Linked DNA regions of Mus musculus: region 2 is linked to region 1. The links are chromatin loops, found by intact Hi-C in ENCODE. Cell type or tissue: gastrocnemius. All regions are shown on one strand. Each heading gives the region's core, and the rest is flanking DNA. Links, peaks and the distances in the headings are about the cores only.

Region 1 (8,286 bases), core at 2,210-7,209:
ACCAAAAGTGTCAACAGGCCTGGACACTTGGTGGGCTTCCAGAGACTAAATCACCAACCAAAGAGTGAGCACAGGCTGGACCTAGCACAGCACCTAGGTCCCCTGCATATATGTTGCAGATGGGCAGCTTGGTCTTCATGCAGGTCCCCCCAACAACTGGAGTGGAGGCTATCCCTGATTCTGTTGCCTGCCTGCCTATAGATCCTATACCCCTAAATGGACCACCTTGTCTGGACTCAGTGGGAGAGGATGTGTCTAGTTTTGTTGGATGGGGCTGTTAGTGTAGCAGGTGACATTGAATGGGGCTTTCCCTTCTCAAAAGAAAAGGGTAAGGTGGGCTGGGGGGAAGGACTTGTGTGGAGCAGTACTGGGAGAAGAGGAGGGCTGATATTAGAATGTAAAGGAAGAGTGAGACGAAAAGAGAGGGAGATGGAGGGAAAGTTTTGGAGGGCACACACAAAAATCCTGCAGACCAGACCTTAAAGAGTTTAGAATTTATAGAGACTAACTATAGCAACTTTATCTCCTAGTTCTGGGAAAGAAAGAAGAAGCCTGAGTTTGGGAGTGGTGTGGTTCTAGGGCCTCTCTCATCAACAACTCTTGTGGAGGCATCCCACAGCTGTCACTGGGGTGTTTGTTTAGTGACTCATTACCTCTAGGACCAGCCTTGTCTAGACTTATGGGGTATCTGCCTATACATTTCTTATGGAAGGCACAACATAGCTTGACTGCAAGCCACAGAGAAATCAAGCTGGAACTCACCCAGAAGCTGCTCTCATCATGCTGGATGGCACCGTTTATGCTGCTGGAGTAGCAAAGGCATCAACAGTCCTACCCAGATGTGGTCTCTATTGACTACAATACCAAATTGCCGGAGAAGATGGGCCCATTGGTACAGAAGTAGTACAACTATTATGGGGTAACAGATCACTCTGTGATTGTATTTGAGGTCCACTCCACAAGAGGGAATTCATGTCTAGTACTCTAAACCCAGCCAAAAACTTATAATTGAGGAAGTCACAGGCCCTAGTGGGAAACCTACTATTGATGCTTAGATAAATTGACATAATAAAACTGCCTTCAAAATATCTGTTTATACCCACAGACAAAACTCAGCTTTAATCAGAGAAGCCTCTCTTTGCAGTGAACAGAAGTAAATGCAGAGACTTGTGGCTGGATGAGACACTGAGAATAGGGCTCTGTCCTGAGCAAGACATTTATACTACCCACTTAGGGCTTAGGGAACATTGCAGAATGAGGGGAGTAAGATACTCAAAAACAGAGGATAGGTGGAAGGGGTGCGAAATGCCATCCTCTAAGCACAACACAACCATGGCCATCATGAACGCAAAGCAGCTGTGCCCACACAAGCCAGTCATGCCCAACAGTCGGCTGTGAATAAGAAGAGATTCACAGGGGCCTTACCTTACCACTTTCTACTTAACCATTCTCGGGGAGGGGGTATTGTATCCAGTTGTGTCCCACTGATAAGCTTCTAATGGAGAGCTCCAAACCCTTGGTCACACTGATGGCCCATGGCAAAAATAAAGCCACAAGCCATGAATATGAGAAAAAGAGTAGCTAATGGAGTGGAAACAAAACAGGAGGGAGTAGGGAGAGTAACTGTAGTGCATTATATCCATATATGAACTTGTCAACCTAGACTTCAATCAGTTCATGAATGGATAACAAAAATATGCTCTATATACACAATGGATAAAGAAAAGTGAAATTATGAAATTCCCAGGTTATGGGTAGATCTAGAATTAATCACTCTGAGTGAGGTCAGATCAGATCAAGAAAAGCAAATGCCACATGCAAATTTCCCTCTCCTGTGTGAAAGCTATATTTAAAGCTTCGGATGTGTGTGTTTGCACTGAGTGACACGTCAATGCCAGGACACTCGTAAGGACCATCAGGGAGATTTCAAGGAAAGGGGGATGGAAACCAAGTAATAAGAAGAGAAGAAGAAGAAGAAGGATGGACCATGGAGGGTTACACGGGGTGGGGGTAGGGAGTGGAAGGAGGAGGCAGAGAGGTAACTGATGCTAAAGACTTTTGAAAATACCACATAGAGATCTATGACTGTAGAAGTTTCCTAAATATATCTATATTCATATATAAAAGGAATCTAAGCTCATCCAGAAACCCTGGAGCTCCAAGGCACTGGAGCACCAACCAAAAAGTACACATGGAGGGACCCATGGCTCTGGCTGCACAGGTGGCAGAGGACGGCCTTGTTGGACATCAGTGGGAGGATCAACCCTTGGGCCTGAGGAGGTTTGATGCCCCAGTGTTGGGGAATGCCAGGGCGGGAAGGCAGGAGTTCACCCTCATAGAGGCAGGGGGAGGAGATAGGATAGGGCTTTTCTGGAGGTGAGACCTGGAAAGAGGATAACATTTGAAATGTAAATAAGGAAAATATCCAATAAAAATGCAACAAGGGGGGCAGGGCTTAAATTGGGTTATTCTGTAAAGGAAATAAGGGAGATTAATACCTCTCCAAGATATCCCAGAATATTAGGTGAAATGTCTAGTGCCTTGTTACCTATTTTGATGGCCCCTGAGATCCCATATACCCTGTCTAAACATCACAAGCTGTTGCCATTCTTCTTGGTTACCCTCCAGGACTCTATTGCTCCATTGCTAAAGATACCATATACTTGGACCATAGAAGACAGAGAAATTAGGGTGATATTGACCTGGGAGCTTCATCCCTACTAGCTAGATTTCATAGTATCTAAAGGTTCTATTGCAATATCATGGAAGGAAACTATTCAATAATCTGTAAACCCTGCAAACTACCATAATGATTGGCCCAGACGAGATGTGCAAGAGTAAGACAAATGTTATGGGAGTAAGTAACTACTTTCTGATTTACAGTCCTTGGAATTTGTGGTTGAACACATAAATGGAAAGTTTTAAAACATATTAGAAATAAGAAACTAAACAGTGACTGGCCAAATTTACAAGGGTCCCTTTGAAATAATAATAATAATAATAATAATAATAATAATAATAATAATAATAAAAAGCACAGTAACTAAATGGTTTGGTTTGGTTTGGTTTGGTTTGGTTTGGTTTGGTTTGGTTTGGTTTGGTTTGGTTTGGTTTGGTTTCTTAAGACTTGAGATACCGATGTGTTTCTTCAAGAACTAAGTGTGTTTATTCTGATTGGTGTCTATTTGTGGTTTCCCAGATCACCCAACCTACAAATCAATGCATGCTTCCCAGGAGAAACCCATGCCAACAGCGCTCTTCCTGTCTCCACCTCTTAGACCTTCCTGCAGATGTCAGCTCTCAGGCGCCTCACTGGCACCTCTCTCTTTGGAAGCTCCTGCCTTTTTCTTGGACTTCCTCATGTGGTTTCTCCACCCCCTCAACTTAGCCGTCATTTTGTCTGAGTCCAGTGGCCATGGTCACGGGCAGTGTTAGCCTGCCTCTCTTTTTCCATTACTCCTAGAGTATCTCATGCCCCTACTGTGAAGTGTGCTACTTTGTTACTGTGCTTCTTACCACTGGCTGGATGAGGTTTGTTTGTTTGTTTGTTTGTTTGTTTGGTTGGTTGGTTGGTTGGTTGGTTGGTTGGCTTTTGTTTTGTTTTGTTTTGTTTTGTTTTGTTTTGTTTTGTTTTGATTTGATTTGTTTTAATGGACATGCTTGTGCCTTACTTTTAAAGGTACTTAATTCTGGAAGCTTCTGGGGCTTTAGAAGTTCCCTGGGTGGCTTTGATTTGCAGCCAACCATGAGAAACACGGCTTTCAAAGCATTCGGTTCTACATCTAATCCTTGTTTTTACAAATATACTTAATATTTTGAGTCCAGATTGCATTGTGTCTTTTCTGTTTCTGTACCCACTATACAACTTGCCTACCTGTTATAGAATACTCACAGACAGCTTGAGTGATTGCTTGGCAGATTTCAAATGATGTTGGATAACACTCCTTCAGACAGAAAGGCAGAAAGCTGAAGTTTGTTCCTGACTCTACAGCTAGTGAGCCAGCCCTCCCTGTATTTCTGCTTCCTTGTTTTTAAAATGAAGGTGATAAGGTTACCAAGGGTCTGGGATCTTAAATAAAAGGCTAGATTAGAAGCTTGGGTATTATTTTCAATATTTCAGTAAGCCACCGCAAATTCTACATTGCATACCAGTTTTCATCTTATCACTTTATTTCCTATTATTAGTGGTTGGCAGTCGGTAGAACCAAAAGGAAATCTCAGTAGTGAAAGAGGTTAAGACATTTCAATAAGATTCTATGGCTCTCCTTGCTCTGCGTTTATGGTTCAGCTGTTTTAGGAAAGATCATAGTAAAGAATTTGGAGTTTGGCTAATCTGAGTTCAAATACTATCTTCACAACCTGCTAACTGGTACACTGAGCAAGGCACACTCATTCCTTCACATGGGAGTATTAATGATGTTCATTGCATAGATTTGTAATAAGGATGAATACATTGTATGTGGGAATCCTTTACCAGCCATGCTGCAGTTGTTAAGTCAGTGAGTAACAAGGAACGTGATGGAGAGAGAAACAACACTGAGAACTAGTCCAAGATGCAAGAAATGTTCCTCTCAGGATTTAGGCAACCTGCAGACTGGGGACAGTTCACAGCCGGCTCATGTTTGGGGAATAGCCTTTCAGCTTCAGAACACACTGCGTCTTCTGCTGTCTGTCAGTGTGGTGCAGCCTGCCACAGAGTGTGGCTCTCTGTGGGGGAGCACAGATGCTCCCCAAGGCCTGCTTTCTCCGTGTTTCTGTGCATCTGGATCATCCAGAAGCCTTTGCTAACATAGATGCCAATTCCCAGGGCCAGCTGCCAGATATTCTGGCTGAGTAGTTCAGGAAACCACATTTCTGCATTTTTAACAAGTCCACAAAAACTCTCTGCTCTAAGGGAATTAATCTAGAAGAAAAACCCAAAGCCCAATAGACAGGCAGATGGTGAGGTGATGGGGACATTTACAGTGACTGTTGGGGTCATTGTGTTGAGAAAGGCATGTTTATGTGTGAGCGTGTGTGTGTGTGTGTGTGTGTGTGTGTGTGTGTGTGTGTGTGTGTGTGTAAGATAAAGACAGACAGAGTCAGACAGAGTCAGACAGAGACAGAGACAAATGAGACAGTTCAACAAGAATCAGATAGCAGGCAATACATACGAGGAGGTCAGGAATGCTTGCTGGCTATGCATGTGGCCCGACTGTGGAGATGAGTCATGGAATGAGTATGCCTGTCCTTAGAGGAAGTCAGTGTTCCCTTCCTAGGTAGGAGATGACCAAAGCCCCTTTTCTTTGCAGGAGCCTAGGGATGGAGATAATCACACAAACAGCTTGTATCCCCATCTGGACAACCCAGAGATGAGAACTCAGCCACCATGAGGGCCCAGCTTGGAGTTCCTTGCAGGCTGCCAGTGCTTCTGCACTAATATTTTTCTTCCATTTCTTCATTACTGTCAACCCAAGTAGAGTCACTCGCCCATTACTGTAATGTTCAGGATACTGAGGGTGCTGTCGATAATTGTGGCAGTGGCACTGTTCCCAAACCTACCACATGGCATCTGGACCACAACCTAAAGAAGAGAAATTTCATCCAGTTGGAGGCAGCTATTTTCAAAAACCTTGCTCCGGAGTCCTTTCCCTTGTTTTGTCCGTTCTTGCCAAACTGCTGCTGATTCAAACTCTCCTCTGACAATGGCATGCCACCATCGTGAGCAAGACAAATACTTGATGCTTTGGCTGATTCTGCTTTGTCTGGCATAGACCTCATTTGCCCTCCTAAAACATTTTGTTGCAATTACTGTGAATGTGGGTAATGCTAAGAAAGAATAGCGCTTCCCCCCTAGATACTACACATTAGAGTTCTATATTCCTCATATCCACTTCTCTGAGCCACACTTGGGAAGGAAATGTCCCCGAATTGAAATAGAAAAGGAGTATTATGACTTCTTAACCTATTCTCATACTGAGTCCTTATCTGAAATTGAATCCAACTTAAGAATCTTAACTATCAACAAAGAAACTCAGGGATAAGTGTTACTAATTCTCCATCCAAAGTCCCATTTCCATTTGCAGCTACATTGGAATAAAGCCATTATCAGTTTATGTCCAGACGGACAGTGCTCTGCATTACATAAAAGTGTGGCTCACATGGCAAGGATGGCATCTTCTCAAATCCTGCTTCCTCTCTGGCTTTCACATGAAACCCCTATTTTGCCCATCTCTGACTTGTTCATTTGCCCAGGAGGCAGAGTTGCTAATCGGCTGCCTATTGCCTGAGTAAGGTGACCCCACTGGAAAGTAATGGACTGCTGTAAACGCCATGTCTTAACCGTGTGCAGCTGAGGATCGGCTGGCTGGCTGCCAGGGGCTGTTCTGGTACTCCTTCCCACTTCCTCTTCTTCTTCTTCCAAACTCAGGTATGGACCAAGACAATCAGGACCTCCGCCATTAGCAAGAAGTATTTTTGCTCCCCTGTGTCCTTAAACCTAATACAATGTTCCAATTCAATAAGCAAAGGCACCTTGAAAGAGGAAGAAAGGGTGATAATGTTACAATTGGGAACTTGCTCTGATATTAATAAAACTGGCTAGTATTCCCCGCATGGCTACTGATCTTTGTAGATACAATTTTCTCAGAAAGGGTGGTGAGTTTTAGGATTCAGACATCAATTACTCTACCTTGAATCTTTATTAAAATTCTCTCTCAGCATTTGAACATTTACAAAAAGTTACCCTGCAGCCCTTTCAGACACTGTCTGAGTTAAACCCACTCTACAATATAAATAGTCTAAAATATTTTCCACCAGACAGGATTGCAAATATAAGAAGAAAGTGGTCCATCTCCGTTGAAGAACATTAGCTACAGCTGGATGCATCAGTAACCATTGTTCTGGAACACTCTGTGGTGAGGAGTAAGGATTTGGTACATTCAAAGACTTCATCTGGGACATCACTGCCTTTGCCAACTTAGAAATGAGGTCTGCCACTGAGTAGCATCCAACTGTTCGGGTCTCAGTATCTTCTTTGCATCCTGCCCAACTCAAGAACCTCTCTGACTTTGTCCTGTGCTCCCTGGGGATTATAGGCTATTACCACAGTAAATATTATTACACAGGTAGGGCGTCACTAGGACTTGTAATTTTTCTCTTACATAAATAATCTGAAGAAAATTAGCAAGATTTAAATTTTCGATAAATTATCTGGTAAGAAAACAGCTATAGAAGACATAGATATGTAATATTTCATTAATATCCAAAATATTTTATAAGGAAATGAAAATCTTAGAAATTGATTGTAGAAATAAAAACAAAATAAAACTAATTATCTTGGAATAAATTTAATTATCTTAAATTGGTGTTGTATAAGCTCATATTGAGTGTTTCTCAGTATTTATTCCAAGTAGATTTCATATCCTTTAGCATCAAAATGATCTTTTCTGCGCACATGTGCATACATGCATGCATGCATGCATGCTTGTGTGTGGGTATGTGTGTGTATGTGTGTCTGTGTGTTTTTTTCTCTTGTCTTCTAGGTAACAGCTCCTTCCATGATGCCAAGCTTTCACTGATTTGAACTTGGTAATTCAATTCTCATTCCTTCCTTTCCTCTCATGTAACCAGTGCAGATTCTACTCATTGTAGGCTACAGTGGTAGATTTTAACATCACTTTTTTTTTTTTTTTTTTGCTTGGTTTTTGGTTTTTGTTTTTTGTTTTTGTTTTTTGAGATAGGGTTTCTCTGTATAGCCCTGGCTGTCCTGGAACTCACTCTGTAGATCAGGCTGGTCTCGAATTCAGAAATCTGCCTGCCTCTGCCTCCCAAGTTCTGGGTTTAAAGGCATTCGCCACCACTGCCTGGCTTAACATCACTGTTTTGTTGTTGTTGTTGTTATTGTTTTTTTTGTTTTTTGTTTTTGTTTTTGTTTTGGTTTTGGTTTTTAGAGGTAGGGTTTCTCTGTATAGCTCTGGCTGTCCTGGAACTCACTTTGTAGACCAGGCTGGCCTCGATCTCAGAAATCTGCCTGCCTCTGCCTCCGCCTCCAGAGTGCTGGGATTAAAGGCGTGCGCCACCACGCCCGGCTATACATCACTCTTAACTGTCCTTCTTCCATCAGAAACCCACATCTGAGCTAGTCTGGCTAGATGGAGATTGTTGTTCTCTGTATAGCTTGCTATGGAAACTTTAGATTCTTATCTTGTGGGCCATAATTACTTGAATACAGGGTTAGGGAAGAACTGTGGACAGTAAAGGATTCCTGAACTTGATCAGCCAAAAATTAATTCAGAATTAAGCTCA
Region 2 (8,286 bases), core at 1,489-6,488, 510 kb before region 1:
TGAGGCACCCAGTCTTGTGGACAGAACAACTGTCATTTTACTCTTCCCTCTGCCAGTGAGAATCAAGGACCCTTAGCTTTCAGGTATGACTGTTGTCCGGGAGAACCCTGACTAGGGTAGTGAGCGTTTAAATATTCGGATCACAGATTCTTGCTGTAGTGAAAGTGACACAGAACAATTAGGAAATGCCCCCCACCCCTCACCCTGGACTATAATGGTAAACTTCCAAATTGACTATAAAAATTAATCATACAAGTAATAATAATAATTACATTTCTTGAATATAATTTCAGATTTAGTATTGTTTCCAAAGCCTTGTTCTGTAACAGTGACTAGTTTCCTATGGTTCCACACTTGACAACTTAAACCAATAGGCTTTTTTTTTTCCTCACATAGTTTTAGGACCAGAAGCCCAACCTCAAGGTGCCAGCAGTGTTGGCTCCCTCTGAGGCTCTGAGGAAGGGGTCTCATCTCTGGTCACCCTGGTACTCTTAGCTTGTGGCTACATCCTTCAGTTTGTTCTCTTGCCTTGGCATGGCCTTTTAATGCCACAAAGTCCCCTTTCCTTTAGGGTACCATTCTCTTGCCTGGGGCCCACCATACATCCTGGCTATTCTTCACTTAATTACTCTGCAAAGAGTCTATTTCAAATAAAGCTACATTCACAGATATGAGGGGTTAGAGCTTAAACACATCTGCTTGGGTGACCCCATTCAACCATCCATTTTGCTCTCTGCATACATGAATGCTAACATTGGGCATTTGTCATTGGGTATGGTTGTATCCTCAGAGCTCCTCAAGCTGTAGAGGGAGGGTATCAGAGCCAACTTTTTGAGGATGCTTGGGCTATTGTTGCGGATCTGCAGGAGTTGACACCCTGGCAGATATGCGCTTAGCCCAGGCAAGGGATAACCCATGCGGCTGGGTACCATAACTGTGTTCTTCCGTCCTGTCAGAATAGGCTACATCTTGCCAGGAGGAGGGATACTTGGAGACCCTGAAGTCCTCTTCAGGGAAGATATCTTTCCTTTTTCATGGTTTGGTTTGGAAATACTAGAAAGCATTAAACTGCGTCTGATTTTCATGTGTTCACCAGAGTCTATCAAGGAAATCCTTATAGAAAGAATGGATTCTGTGTTTGATCCCAAAGCCAACTTTTGAATGTATGAATATGCACCACGTGTGTGCAGTGTCCAAAGAGGCCTGAAAAAGTTACTAGATACCCTGATATTGGAATTCCAGATGGTTGTGATCCACTATCTATATGGTGGGGGTAACCAGTCTCAGGTCGTTTGCAAGCATAGCAAGTCCTTTAAACCACTGAGCCTTCTCTCCAGCCCCTTCAGAGAGTTCTTAAGAGGCAGGCAGGCAATGTAGACACGGAACCTTCTTGGACTGTGAGTGGTGAGGTGCCATCAACATATTGGGCAGTTCCATTTGGTGTTTCAGGTAGGAGGAATTGGAGAGGGCAGATGGAGTTCAAAGCCACAAGGAGGGATGCTACAAACCAGATGCACGAGAAGATGGGTCCCAGTATAGGGCATGGTGGGGGCTGCAGAAGGTAAGCTTAGGGGATAGAAAGTGTGTGGGGCAAAAGCTGAGGGCAGAGTGATCCTGAGCCCAAGTGTGTGTCGCAGAGCCGTGAGCACTGACCATGTAGGAGGGCTCTGCTGATTGAGTCGTCTTCATTTTCTTCTTGGCTTCATTTGTCCGCCACTTACTTTAGCTTCATGGGGGCCCTTTAGCCTGTTACTGTCCTGCTTCACGCTAATCACAAGTGGCTTGCTGCTGCCCAAATGTGACATATTCAATTTAGGATCCTGCCCGTTAGTCTCCTGCTGCATCGTGGCTGAAGCATCTTCTTCCCCCTTCGCTTGTTAATGTGTCATTTTCCAGGGAGTTGCTCAAGCTGCAGACATCCGTGGAAGTCTTCGGGCTCTAAAAGGACTCGCTTTTAACGGGAAGCTTGTCTACTTGAGATCGTGGTGCGCATGCACTTAATTGGTTGCTAAACGGTGGTGATGTGGTAGCCCAGGGAAGCATTTCAGGATCTGTGGTGCGTTTTGCCATCTGAATAGACTGGACCACTGAGGATGAATCCAGGGTACTGCCTTGTGTCTCTGTCAGGTATGAGAGGTGAGACAGACACTTGGGGAGGCTTTGATTTTTCAAAGCAAACGCAGTGGTGATCAGTGGAAGCTTGTTCTGTGTTGTGAGTATTCTGTGATCATGGATAGGCCTTTCTAAATGGGGCTGGAGGAGGTGACATGACGTCACACTTCTCTATGAGTGAGGTTGGGTGGCCTGTGTCACAGAGTAGGCTGCTTTACTTTAGGAGCAGATCAGAGCTCTAGAAGTACCACTACCCAACACAGATACCACAGAGGATGGTGGCCTCAGATTGCCAAAAGAGATTCTGCCCAAGGAGTGACTTGTCAGGCGGCAGGATTCATACTCATTGTGGTGTGCACAGCGGGGACAGAGGAAGAGAAAAAGGCACTTTCTAACAATCCTATGTAATATGCTCCTGCTTGCATGTCGTCATCAAGAATCAAATGGAGTAGAACTACATACCTGTACACACACACACACACACACACACACACACACACACATATGCACGTATGTATAAGGACCGGTGAAGGCCAAATAAAATTAATAGTCTGGTTAATAATATCACCACACTATCAACTTGATGGTCTTTTATAATATTATACTAGAATTATGTAACGTGTTACTCTGGAGGGAATCTGCCTGCCTGAGCAAGAGGCTCTATATACAGTTTTTAAAAAGACCTTCCTGTGGTATTTAATCAATTCAAAACAATAGGCGAAAACTGAAACACAGTCATAGCATATACTAAAACTATATATTCATCTGTAGTTCAATTTTCATCTGAAGGTGACATTTCTTCCCGGGTTTGTCTTCTTCTGAGTGGCTAAGCTTTATTTCTCCGTGCATCAGTTAAAGTCAGAAGTTGATACAATAAGGGAGAAGAAAGGGAGAACACAAAGCGGTTTGTCTCTCCAGCCGTGCTCTCAGATGGAGCAGGGCCAGAGTGGATGCTGCCTGTCACATTTGAAGACCAGGCCCCTGAGCAGCAGAAACATATTATATGTTACTGTTTGAAATTGCTTTTTTTTTCTCCACAAAGTTGAATGAACTCATGATCCACCCAAGTTGTAGGGTAAACCCATAGCTTCGTTGGTATTGTGATGGTTCCTTGGTAACTGTGCTGTCTGGTCCTTGATTTTTCTCTTTTCTCCCCTCCCTTCCCCTCCCCTCCCCTCCCCTCCCCTCCCCTCCCCTCCCCTCCCCTCCCCTCCCCTCCCCTCCCTTCCCCTCCCCTCCCTTCCCCTCCCCTCCCTTCCCCTCCCCTCCCTTCCCCCTCCCTTTCCCTCCCTTCCCTCCCCCTCTCCTCCCCTCCCCCTTCCCTCTCTTCCCCCTCCCCTCTCCTCTCCTCCCCTCCCCTCCCTTCCCCTCCCTCCTCCCCTCTCCTCCCCTCCCCTCCCCTCCCCTCCCCTTACCTTTTCTTCTTCTTCTTCTTCTTCTTCTTCTTCTTCTTCTTCTTCTTCTTCTTCTTCTTCTTCTTGTTTGTTTGCTTTTCTCAATTTGACACAAGCTAGGGTCATCTAGGAAGAGGGAACCTCGAGTGAGAAAGCACTTCATTAGACTGGCCACAGGCAACCCTGCGGGGTGTTGTCTTGATTGATGATTGTTGTAGGAGGGCCCAGCTCACTGCACTGTGCCAGACCTGGGCATATGGTCCTAGGTGCTATAAAAAAGCAGGCTGAGCAAGCCATGAGGAGCGAGCCGGTGAGCAGCATTCCTCCATGGCTTCTGCTTCAGTTCCTGCCTCCAGTTTCTGGTCTCGAGTTCCTGCCCTGACCTCCCTGGATGACAGGAGTGCAGCTGCAAGCTGAAACAAACCCTTTCCTCCCCAAGCTGCTTAGTCTTGGCATAGAAACCTGACTGTGCTGTTACAGAGTTTGTTTCATTACCCATGTGTCGTAGGTCATTTACAGTTTGCAGCCATTAAAACTAAAGCTACTACAAACTCTGATGTATATATTTATTTGCACAATCTTTACACATTCCAGACACAACTTAATTTTTTAAATGTGTTGCTTAAAACTGTTTGGGAGAGAATATAGACTGGGAAGAGCCTTTAGTTCATGTTTATCATTTTCCTAACAATAATTTCACAAAGCAAAAGATTGTTTTGTTGAAGTATAATTTACCAGTTTTTTTCGTTTATAAAATAAACCTTTTGAAATTCGCATTTAACTCCCTTTGTCTAGCTGTAGTTCAAGAAGACGATCATCTTGGACAGGCTTTTAAACGCTCATCGATCACAAAAGAGATAGAAAGAAGGAGGCAAGGGACAACAATAATTAAGAAAAATAGAAACTAAATAGCAAAATTGTCTGCTTAATATGATGGTATCAGTAGTTAAAGCCACCTGAACAAACTGAGCAGCCTTCTTAGAAGGCAGAGCTTGTCAAGTTGAAGAAAAGAAGGACAACTATGTGCTATATGTGGGTTCACTGTGCTCCAAGATGCAAATAGTTCTAAGTGAATGAAGGATTGAAAACAAGCTGTGAGAAAAGATGCTGAGAGCTTATTGGCTACAATATCACACCAGAAAGGTTACTAAAGAATGAAGGGTCACCTCATCATCCCAAGTTCAAGAAGATATAGTAAACAATATGTATATGTATTTTGTGTGTGGACCTCAAAGTACTTGAAACAGGAAGAAATAGGCAATTGAACAGTGTCACTTGGTGATTTCAATGGTTGGCTCATGTTAAACAACAGAAGAGTCAGACAAATTGACAGGACTATACAAGACTTCAAAGCATCCTGAGCCACCCTGGCCTGGCAGAGAAGCCTCCATCCAAAGACTGCAGAATGCTCAGGCTTTCCAACTGCACACATCACATTCTCTGATTTAGATGGTGTGCTGAGCTAGAATTAAATTAGAGAATTAAAGAGTCACAATAGAAGATGTTTGGCAAAATCAGGCTATTTAAAACTGAGCACAATTCTGAAAAAAACATGTGTCAGAGAAGAGTACAAAGAAAAAGATATGCTGGATTGATTAGGAGAGACCAAGGCCTGAATGCAAAAGTTTAGGGGAAAAACTTTCAGCATCACTGGCAGGAAATGAGAGAGTCCACAGAGGCAAGAGCCTGTGCTCCCAGCATCAAACTCAGAAGAGAACAGCTTGGTACCAAACTTGCAGAGCAAATCACGAAGAACAAGAGACACCAACGAAACCACGAGCCAAGCCTTCCAAAGATGAGCAGAACCAATGACGTGCGTGATTGATTGACAGCGAAGATTGCTGCACTTAGGAATCAGATGATCCTAGCTTGATATTTTAAGACCTGTACGCCAACCAACTAGAGAAGGCAGATGTTATGGAAGTTATTGAAGAACCCAGAAGACAAAAATGGCCACAAGAAAGAGAAGTGAAGATGAACCGAGAGAGACTGAAAACCTTCTCATATGGGAAGGTCAAACATTTCTGGGGCAGATTTAAGAAGATAGAGAGACTGTTGAGGATAGAGTTGGAAGACTTGGTTGAATCTACTGGAAGACCATATAGCTAGGCCCAGGACCTTGGTTATAAACAGAAGAAATCTTCTTTGGGACAGCAGCAGTGGCTTATTCTCAGGACCTTCCAGAATTGCAGCCTCTCAGTTCTTGCTCTGCTTACAGCCTCTGCAATTGCATGAGCCAAGTTCTCCTGCTAAGCATTTTAGTGTGCACCCTACTGGTTCTGCTTCTCTGGTTGCTCAGTGGAGACACATCACCTGTGGGGCCTGCTGAGCATGCAGTTCCTTGTGATCCACTGTATTCCACAAATATTAAGTTGAAAAATTGAGAGTAGTTAAAGAAAACTGATACTCTAAAAACTAAGTCATATATTTGTGGTCAATTGACAACCAAAATAGTTGTCTAAATAAAAACTTATAAATGAATATTCATAGCTTCATTATAACAGCCGAAACTGAAAGGAACCTAAACTTTTACTGATTGGCAAATGTACAGGAAACTATGCTATAGCCACAGAATTAGATACTATTTTGTAACAAAAGGAACAAAATATAGATACATGCTACAATGAGAATGAACCACTTTTATGAGCAAATAACTTTATATTGTGTCCTCAATTCAAGCATATTCTGTGGGGATTGGATATTTTCTTAATTTACATTCCAAATTTTATCCCCTTTCCCAGTTCTATGCCCCTGAAATACCCTATCCCCTCCCTCTCCCCTGCTTCTATAAGGGCATGCCCCCACCCACCCACTCTTGCCTCACTGCCCTGGTGCCTTCATGGGACCAAGGTCCTTTCCTCCCATTGATGCCCAACAAAGCCATCCTCTGCTACATATGCAGCTGGAGCCATGGGTCCCTCCATATGTACTCTTTGGTTGGTGGTTTAGTCCCTGGGAGCGGGGTGGGGGGGCCTGGTTGGTTGATATTGTTCTTCCTATTGGGTTGCAAACCCTTTCAGCTCCTTCAGTCCTTTCTCTAACTAACTCCTCCACTGGGGACTCTGTGCTCAGTTCAATGGTTGGCTGCAAGCATCTGCCTTTGTATTTGTCAGGCTCTGGCCTCTCAGGAAACAGCTATATCAGGCTCCAGTCAGCAAGCACTTCTTGGCATCCACAATAGTGTCTGGGTTTGGTGACTGTATATGGGATGGATCCCCAAGTGGGGCAGTCTCTGGATGGCCTTTCCTTCAGTCTCTGCTCCTGTGGGGATTAATTTTTTCTGTTCTCTTGATGAGAGCAATCCCAATGAATTTTTTAGTTTACTGAAAAAGACCAACAGAGTCAACTAACCTGCACCCTTGGGGGGGTTCCAGAGGCTGAACCACCAACCAAAGAGCATACAGAGGCTGGACCCCCTCCACCCCCACACAAACATATAATGTAGCAGATGTGCAACTCTGTCTTCATGTGAGTCCTTCAACATCTGGAACCTGGACTTAATCTGACTCTGTTGTCTGCCTGTGGATCCTGTTCCCCTAACTGGGCTGCCTTGTCTGGCCTCAGTAAGAGAGGATGTGCCTAGTCTCCTGGAGTGATTTGAGGTGCCAGGATAGGTTGGTATCTGGTGTGTGTGTGTGTGTGTGTGTGTGTGTGTGTGTCCCTTCTCAGAGGTGAAGGTGAGGGGTTGTGGGGGGGAGGGGCAGTGTGAGGGAGAGACTGGAAAGAGGAGGGGCTGCGATGGGGATGTAAAGTGAGTAAATAAATTAATGGAAAAAAGAAAAAACACCAAAAATTAGCTTTATTAAAACTTTGTAGTAAATGAAAGCATCAGACGTGAAAGACTTCTGCTGGGTTCTACTTACATAACATGCCTGTCAAGGCATGTGACAGATCAGAACGAGCCAGGAGTTCCTACAGCAGGAGTCTCTCTAAGTAGGATGGAGGAATGTTGGGGAAGTCATGGAAGTCTTATAAAAATGGATTGTCATGGGCTAGAAAAATGGCTCAGTGGGTAAAGGTGCTTGTCATCAAGTTCAAAATGCCTCCATATGTGCACTGTAGCTCACAGGTGTGTTCACACACACACATACACACACATACATGCATACACACATGAACACACACACATGCATGCACACACATGCACACATACATGAACAAACACACGTGCACACACACATACATACACACATGCATGTGCACACACGGACACATACACACACATGCACATACACACACATGAACACACATACATCCACATACACGTATACATACATATACATACATATACACACTTACACACATATACATATACATACATGCATATACACACATGCACACACACACATACACACACACACACACACACACACACACACACACACACAAACATAAAAAAAAAACTTTAACACTGGACTGACCTGATGATTGCGCCACTCAGTAAATAAACAGTGTCAGAATTGCACCTTTACAAGGGATGGCATAAATTCAATTTTAACAAAGCTATCTATAAAGAGAATTAGAATAACATCAGACTAGCCACTGTTTTCATCGTGGGTAAAGGCAGAGTCTCCCACAGAGCAGCCTTGTAGGGACAGTACAGGACAAGAGTCAAGTTGCTTGCACACACCCAGTTCTGTTCACATACAAGTTGTGGGGGACAAAGCCACTTGGAGATACAGCCTGACCGTATGTGAATGTCACACTTTTCAGGATATTTCAATGCCATGAGAATATGTGAAGACACAGTAAAAAATAGACTTGGTAATAGTTACTTTGT

Evidence for each region. Hi-C counts contacts between places; a loop is a spot of excess contacts. Peaks named below come from ENCODE experiments on the same cell type or tissue, not always from the same donor. Only the 100,000 strongest peaks of a DNase experiment are listed, where the experiment ranks them.
Region 2: it touches region 1 in a loop (2.2-fold over the local background); 3 of 42 quality-filtered maps call a loop at or near these places.

The regions. Positions count from the first base shown.
Region 1 is chr4:34,221,466-34,229,751 of GRCm38, forward strand. No RefSeq gene overlaps it. Among named protein-coding and RNA genes, the nearest start is that of Gm33286, 82 kb to the right of the region's middle. In gastrocnemius, for the core only: no CTCF peak of the experiment used is centred there; DNase peaks (open chromatin) are centred at 4,787, 5,353 and 6,339.
Region 2 is chr4:33,707,192-33,715,477 of GRCm38, forward strand. No RefSeq gene overlaps it. Among named protein-coding and RNA genes, the nearest start is that of Gm33059, 70 kb to the right of the region's middle. In gastrocnemius, for the core only: no CTCF peak of the experiment used is centred there; a DNase peak (open chromatin) is centred at 3,743.